2 separate regions of the Homo sapiens genome follow, and region 1 is linked to region 2. A link is a contact called in ENCODE Hi-C or POLR2A ChIA-PET data. All regions are on one chromosome and are shown on one strand. Each heading gives the region's core, a stretch centred on a gene start or an enhancer-like site at or near the end of the contact. The rest is flanking DNA. Distances are from core to core; before and after follow the strand shown.

The links. Hi-C counts contacts between places; a loop is a spot of excess contacts on that map. ChIA-PET counts read pairs that join two places held with the same protein, here RNA polymerase II (POLR2A). Pooled maps may share reads with other maps.
Region 1: a loop to region 2 is called in a map of ascending aorta, with 8 times the contacts of the local background. The contact joins two enhancer-like sites. A Hi-C loop is called at or near these places in 1 of 168 maps with a recorded cell type or tissue (ascending aorta) and 1 of 50 pooled maps. POLR2A ChIA-PET finds 5 or more read pairs at or near these places in 1 of 52 experiments (activated T-cell).

The regions. Positions count from the first base shown.
Region 1 is chr12:15,532,159-15,536,212 of GRCh38, forward strand. All of the region lies in intron 12 of PTPRO (protein tyrosine phosphatase receptor type O), which reads left to right. Among named protein-coding and RNA genes, the nearest start is that of PTPRO, 210 kb to the left of the region's middle. RefSeq lists enhancers at 2,300-2,389, 2,805-4,004. Within about 2 kb of position 2,298, at least 7 of the 41 ENCODE cell types and tissues checked have a DNase peak (open chromatin) inside an H3K27ac peak, as active enhancers do; they include ascending aorta, where a contact is called at or near this core.
Region 2 is chr12:15,627,865-15,631,872 of GRCh38, forward strand. It overlaps EPS8 (EGFR pathway substrate 8, signaling adaptor), which reads right to left. Exons shown (of 21, transcript NM_004447.6): 18 at 3,578-3,800. Among named protein-coding and RNA genes, the nearest start is that of EPS8, 160 kb to the right of the region's middle. RefSeq lists an enhancer at 1,391-1,535 and a cis regulatory region at 1,456-1,469. Within about 2 kb of position 2,092, at least 22 of the 41 ENCODE cell types and tissues checked have a DNase peak (open chromatin) inside an H3K27ac peak, as active enhancers do; they include ascending aorta, where a contact is called at or near this core.

The sequences.
Region 1 (4,054 bases), core at 1,048-3,547, 96 kb before region 2:
TTGTGCTGAAATACTTTAAAATTGTATAGGTAATTTGGAAATATGTGATGTGTTGATTAGACACTATGGAAGTAAAAATTATAATATTGAATAATTTATAATTTTAAATACTATCTTAATTGGATTTAAATATGCCTTTTCATGACAACTTTCTTCTAAATTATTTTACTTAATTTCTTTTTAAAAACTTTCAATATTATGTAGCAAAGTACTTGCAATTTACACTTATGGTGGATTTTCTCTGGTATGACATTTGAAAGTCATGTGGGATGTGGGACATGGGACAATTTGTCTTTTGGTGTCCTCTTAATAATTCCAGGACGGCTAGCATTTCTAAGTCCTGACCACAAAAGAACAGCTAATTCCCTCTGCTGTGACTAATAAAAACATTCCTCCAAACTTTCAAACACCCTCAAGGGGGCACTAGTGCCCCAATTGAGGATCAAGGGTTGTCTCTTACCTTTCCTGCACTGAAGGCAATCTGCTCTTCCTCCCTTGTGGTCTATACTTAAATTCTACGAATGTGGAGAGCACCAACTTCCAACTTTGCATAATCTTTCTATTAAGAAAAAAGTTGCCTGTCTACCAATTCCAGCCATTATCTCTGACTCTGACCTCTGTGGGTGTAAAGGGCCGTTCAAAAACTCATTTCCAGGTAACTGTAATTACTTGAAGATTGAGCTCATATTCCCAATGTCTTCCTTTTTCCAAGCTTTACTAATACAGGAAGCTATTAAGTGTTTCTCAGGTCCTAGCAGCTTTCTCCAACTCATTTGGTTTTTCAGTCTCCCTTAAAATTTAAGTTCAGAGGTGGTCTTATCAAAGTAGCATTTAGTGGGCCTATTGGATACTTCACTGAAATTTCTATGTGACATCATGGTCGAAGGTGCCTCAGGAATATGAGTCAAAGTCATGAACTAGTACAACTGTATCTACATAGGACTGTGAGTTAAAACCATGATAGTTTCCCAAACTTATCAAAATGTTTGGAGTCTCCATGTCTCCCTGATAATAGAATGGACTATGTAAACCAGCTTGGAAAATTTATTTAAACTTTACAAGAAGGAAAGTTGAGTTTTCATGGAAATTATTTCTAGTTAATGTAACCCTTAGGATCAATAACCTTTTTCTTATTGGTATCTTAAATATCAAATGGAATATTGTTTCTATCTTATTCCTCTCTGTAGACAAGACAATCTTTTTATGATGTGCCTTTCTTATTTTCTTGAAAACATATAATGTTGGTTTTTATCCTTTAGTCAAAAGATCTGTTCTACTAATCATGTTATTGTGTATATAAGCCCTTTCCATTTTATATAACACAATGCCTGAACACCTATAACTGCTTAACAGATACTGTTGAATGAATTGAAATTGCGGACCTCAAAGTTGAACATAGTATTGCAGTTAATATTTAATCGGAACAAGTTTAACCTTTCAGAGAAGTGAAATAATATCTTGCTTTAGTAGTACCTGAATTGCAGGTTTTGTGTGTGTTTGTGTGTGTTTTTTACAGAACTTTCATTCTAGTTGTTTTATGTTTCTTCCCAGCATTCATTTTGATATATATAGAAGTCATAGTCATTCTCCTTTAAAGAAAAATACAACTTTGGCACAGATTTTTCAGAGCATGTTTGAATCAGAATGCCATTGTTAAAGCTGGGGCCGTAACTGGTTGGGCTAACCTGCAGTTCAATTTATCTATAATAGAGGCCTCTTTAGAATGCCTCTGAATGACTCCTGTGTCATGGAGGGTAGGTTCTACCTCTATAGAAAGAAACCAAACTACCAATGAGTCCAGTATCATATAAATTAATCTAATGTGTCATGTGCAAGGGTAGAGAGCCCTCAAACAGTTGCCAATAATTCTCAACATTGTATCATCAATAAACATCCATAAAAAGAAATGCACCAATAATGGTGCTTTTCCCAGGATGTTGAACCAACCATCCCATTAGGAATTTTAGGTTGCCAGCAGTTTCACGAAACTTTGGTGGTATGTGGTGACAGGTCCCTTTGACAGTCAGTCATTACTATCTTCTAGTCTTGGTGAATCAACCTGGATCCCTGGGCCAACTTTAAGAGGACATGTTAAGTCTACATAAGATAATCAGTTTCCCAACCTTAAAAAAAAGAAAAAGAAAGGAAAGAAAAAACAGGAATGAGACGTGTTGGACACATCACAAATAGCTCTCTGGTAATAGAATATCCATTCATCAATCCATTTAACTAATATATATTAAGAACCTTCTAAGTACTACTCAGATGCCAGAGTACTTGTGGTAGTCGTGATGGTAATGAACCCAGAGCGCTACTTTCACTTTCTGTTCACAAGGAGCTTATGATCTAGTGAAGGGGAAGATGGTAATAGTGCTGTACAGTGCTCTACAACAGGGAAATGTGGTGCAGAATGACTGTGTGGTCAAAGCTTTCTTTGAGGAAGCCATGGAGGCTATGGTCTGAATAACAAGAAGAACCAGCCACAAAAAGGCCAAGAAGGAGGATGCCAGACAGAGGGAACAGGCAGGCCTGAGTATAGATCTTTTAAGGCATGCAGTTGGAATATTATCTTCAGAGTAATGAAGGGCCATTTAGAGAACTTAAAATAAACAGTCCGATTTACATTTAAAACAATCCCTCTGGTTGCTTAATGAGAAAGGGATTATTGTATCAACAATGAAAGTAGGGGAACTAATTAAGGGGCTATTTGTGCCAGCTTTAAAAATTATATTCTAATTCAAAGAAGTTGCAAGAGAGTGATGGTAACTTTGACTACGGTGGTTGTAATGGAGATGAAGAGAAGTGGACAGAATTCAGGAGCTCTTTTGGAGGTTGTGTCCACAGAACTTTCTGATACGGCAGAAACACGAAGTGAGGGAAAGGGAAATTAATGACTCCCAGGCTTCACCCTTGAGCAACTAGGACAAATGGTGGCGCAATTCACTGAGATTGAGATGACTAGTAAAACTACAGGAGGAGGACATTTAGGGTGAAGTAAGAATCAAGGATTCTTCTTTGGATGTAAACAAATTTAAAATGATTATTGGATATCCCGGTGCAGATGTGAAGGCCAGGGGAGAATTCTGGGCTGGAAATATAAATTTGGAAGTGTCTGGATGAAATCACCAAGTAGTAAGTAAAGACAGGGAAGAAAAGAGAAGCCCTGGATCAACTCTAGAGGAGCCACCCCAGCAGTTAGAAATTCAGCTTAGCAGGAAGCATCAGAAAGAGAGAGTGGAAAGGAACAGCTAAGGAGGTCAGAGAAAACAAAACAAAACAAAACAAAAACAGAATTGCACACCACCATCATCAAACTTATGCTTTATCCTGACCACAGACATGTTCGGGCACGTTCGAGATAAGGAATCATATAACTTTAGTGCTAGGAGAGCTTTTGGAGATAATTCAGTGCTATGTCCTCATTTGAACAAGCTGGCGCTTAGAGAAATGTGACACGCTTTATACATTGCTAGGTCTTGGTCCAGAAACAGTCATTTCGTACTTTTTATCCATCTGCTGCTTCTATTCCTGGACTGGGGTGTGGCCTTTTTCCTTCAAACTTCATTTTTTCTATTAAAAAATTTAACAGAACAGGGAGGAGCCTCATACCCACTTTTGTGACTTTCCGTTCCTCTTTGGAATTTGGTCTTAGGGACATTGGCTTGATTTTCTTAATCTTACTCATACAAACCTTTATAGAGATTAGAAATCTTTAAAACATAATTTGGCTATGGACAAGAAAAAAATCAAAATACTTTGAAATGTTAAGTATTTGGGGGATAGTAGGCTTTTTCTCTCTGTCTCTCTCAAATATGGTTATAGATACATAGAAATCTGTAGGCTGCCAGTCAGCTAGAAAGAAGCTAATAAAATGCTTAAGGTCTTATACTTTTTTAAAAAATTATTCATCCTGTGAATCAGAGAATATTTACTTAGCATTTACTATATGCCACACACTATTCTTGGTTCTGAGCATACAGAAATGAACAAAACTGACAAAAATGTCAACCCTCATTCTAATGGAGAAAAGGAGATGATAAACATAAATATAAGA
Region 2 (4,008 bases), core at 842-3,341:
CAATCTAATTAAGTTGGCAAGTGACAATAACCTGGTCACTTAGGGAGCTTTTTGTGACCAATGTTCTATGATTTTTCCCCCCTAGGGAAAGGGTTTTAGAAAGTGTTTGGTGCCCCTGGGAAATAAGGGAAAGTGTGAATAGTTAGTGTTATTTCAGTCTAATTTTTTTTAATGCCTCAAGTATCTAGGAAATCTTTTGAAGTAATCAAAAAAGGGGAAAAGGGGAGGGAGGGAGGGAGGGAGGAGTAGGGGGTGCTAGAGAGAGTAAGAGAGAATACTATTGATTGTTACATTTAAGTATACATTATGTGCATTTCATTAGCTACCTTTTAAAAAATCACTACAACAAACTGTCAAACAGCATATGAGTGCATCTCAAAAGAATAAAAAATAAAATGTATCACCACACTAAAAGATTTGGTTTCTCATCTGCTGACTTAGTCAGTATATCAATCATCACCAGTCCACAGCATAGTTTTCTTCCAGGAAGGACAAAAAAACCTCCACCTAACATGTTCCTGGGCTTTTGCTTTCCATTTCCAATGTTCTAACACACAACAGCAAACCAGAATAACTTTACACCTTTCTAAAGTAACACTCTGATTACAAAAGATTAAATTCGAATAAAAGGACTACCATTTCAAAGGAAATGGGAGAAATACAAAGCAACTAAAGTTTGGCATCTTAAAAGCGATAAAAGGAGAACCTTTTGGGATCCTGCGATAAAACAGCCTGAATAGCTTCTATGACACAAGGCTTCACAGTTATTTTGAATAGGCAACACACAGACTTCCACAAAAGGGCTTCACTCTTGCCACTTGCTACGTTGTAAAAACAGGCATGTTGGCTTTTTTCCCCTGTTCATAGCTGCTACTTGATAGATTTCTATGAGTATTTACTTCCTAGTTCCTTTCATTTTATTTTTACCAGAAGTTTAGGCAGTAAGCAGAGAATGTGGGTAGATGAGTAGGCATATTTTGAGAGAAATTTGGCTATCAATAAACACACACTGAAATATGTGCTACTGTCTGGTTCTAAAAGAACATTAAGCCCCAACATTCATTCAGAGAAAAACTGTTCTGCAATAAAGTTATCAAGAAATATTTGTTTTATAAAAAGAAATATATTTATTTAATGCCAAACTGTATTTTTGAGATATTTTAAAAAGGAACTTACATAAGTTGCAAATATATTGTAAGATTTTTAATATTCTAAGGAAACAAGTATGTGTGTTAATTTTGGGAGAGATGTTTATATTTTATACACCAATGCCACCCTTTTACTTATGAAAAACAGACTTCAACATGATGAGTCACAATTATCAGGAGAGTTCTCTATCTTTAAAAGTATGCAAACTATGCCTCTTTCCCACTAGGTTATTCTTGGTTTCTCAGCGTGAACAAAGAACAGACTGTCCTAACCCACACACTGCTCCAAATGGGGACTGGAGGCCGATGAACTTTGATCCTAGCTAGGCCTGGATAAAGAGTCCCACCGTGTCAAAGATGACTGTGCTGACGTCTCTACGGAGGGAAATGCTATAAACTTGTGGGAAGAATAAAGAAGAGAACAGTCATTTCTAAGAGGAAGTTTTCTCCTTAGGGAACTCAATAAAAATATTTATAGAAATTTCTCATCTTAAAACTATGTCTTTAGTGTATTTGAAAAAGAAAACTCTTTTTAAAAACTCCACATAATTTTAAAAACTTAGTAGCATATTCTATTTTATTATGGTTCTACACACTCACGCACACAGTTGTTTTTGCTGTACAGAAAGAGCTAATCACTTTTCCAAAACTTCATTTTTCCTTTAGTTTCCTGGCAAGATAGATATGACAGTCATTTAAATTGGACATACCGTGGGAGAAAAATTAATGAGTAAAAGTAGGCTTATGCTTATTGCATTTAACCAGAATTTTTAGAATTGTTAAATAGTAATAGTTTTAGTGTCTTTTTTATTTTTTATTTTATCAAGAATGTCCACAACTGAACAGATGTGGCAATAACTTACTGACGTGAGAAAAACAGTAGGATGAAAATGGGAGTGAAAGATTCAGCCATTTAGTTTTGAACATAAATAGAAAGCATCCAATCTCAGCTATAAAGTTAATAGTTCCATACTGGTATCTGGATGTCAGAGATGAGTTTTAATACGATGACTAATTTGGGAATCATTCTTTTCCCAACAATATAAATAGTATTGAAAGAAATGGAAATAGAATGAACTACAGTAAAAGTATGTTTATGTGGAAAACGAAGGCAGAACCCTAAGAGAGGCCCACATTGAGGGAAAGATAGATATCCATCTCTCTCTCTCTGTCTCTCTATCTCTCTCTCACTCACACACACACACACACACACATACACACACACACTTCATATACTTTTGTCATATTGGGGAAATATGAAATATCTTCATAGCTCTGGTTTTCCAAGAGTTTTTACACATCAAGTATAGGTAAAGCCAAGTAACTTTATAATACGTTTAAAACACCAAATTTGGAGATTAAATTGACATGCCATATACTACAAGGTTAAACAAAATTTATCTTAAAACTACCTTCAGTTTTCAAAATATCTACACTGCTATTCACCAATAATACAAATAAGGATAATCCAAAGTTGGTCATAGTGTCTTTTTAGTTTACTTAAATATGGTTTTCATAGAAACCATTTATATGAAACATCAAATTTCAAGTTATGAAAATATGGCACTGAAGTGTAAGTCACATGAAATTTGAATTTGGAGGCTAAATCTGAGACTACTATTGGCAGGTGATTATATTAACATAGTGTGATTGTGCAGCTACTGTGAATAGCAAACAAGAGGAAGAGAAGTAGGAAGGTTATGATGATGATGATGATGGCGACAGCAGGATGTAGTTAGTGACTGCATATTACGTGTCATACAGGGGTCAAAATCAGTCAGGGGTTTTCAACCTCAGCACCATTGATATTTTGGGCCAGATAACTCTGTTGCTGGGGACTGTCCTGTGCATTGTAATTGTTGCTAAGTGTCCCTGGTCTCTACCCATTAGACATCAGTAGCATCCCCCCAGTTTTGACAACCAAAAATGTCTTCAGGCAATATCAAATGTCCTCAGAAGGATGGAGAAGAAGACAAAATCGCTCCTGGCTGAGAAGCACTGAAGTAGATGCTTTCTATGCATTATCTCATTAAATCCTCACACTTATCCTATGAAGCAGATACTATTATTTTTCTCCACTTTTTAGATATTGAAGTGCTGAGAGGATAATTAAATCATTGAAGGTCAGGAAGCTGGCAAGTGTTGTTTTGGTATACAAATTCCAGGATGTCTGGCTCCAGAGTCTGCATTCAATTATCATAACAGATTGGAAAAGGAGTAGAAAGGCATGCATTAGAGAGTGGAGAGAATACTTCCTGTTTCTCAGAACTACGTAGCTGATGAGAAACCAGGTGAAAATCTTTGCAATCTATTAAGTACCATGCAAGTATAAAGGACTTTAATACAAGTAGAATCAGCAGTAAACAATATTTTACTTAGTAGTGCTTTTAATTTGCAGAAGACATTTTTTGCCTCCCTGGGAAACTTACGGTCCACCGGAAGTTGTTTGTGTCTCTGGCTGTCTCGCACGATACTGCCACCACTGTCACTGGAGCTGCTGTTTTGACGTGTTATATTTGCTGGGACCTTTGACACAGGAACAGGTGCTGGAGTGGAAGGGGGAAGGGGAACAGGAACAGGAGCTGGTGTTGGAGGAGGTGATGGAGCAGGGGGAGTATCAGCTGGTCTTGGGCCATACTCCATCCTTTGTTTCTATAAAAAGACAAATAATTAACTTAAAATTTAAAAAATATAAACCTAGGCTAGGAAAACAAATTATACTTTGATAGGACATTGTTGGCTATTTTTAAACTTACTTGCAAACCCATTACTCATTTATCTGTAATCCTATATGGTATAATGACCATTAAAAATCATATTTTAAACATTCTACATAATTTGTTCAAAGTCAAAACATTAG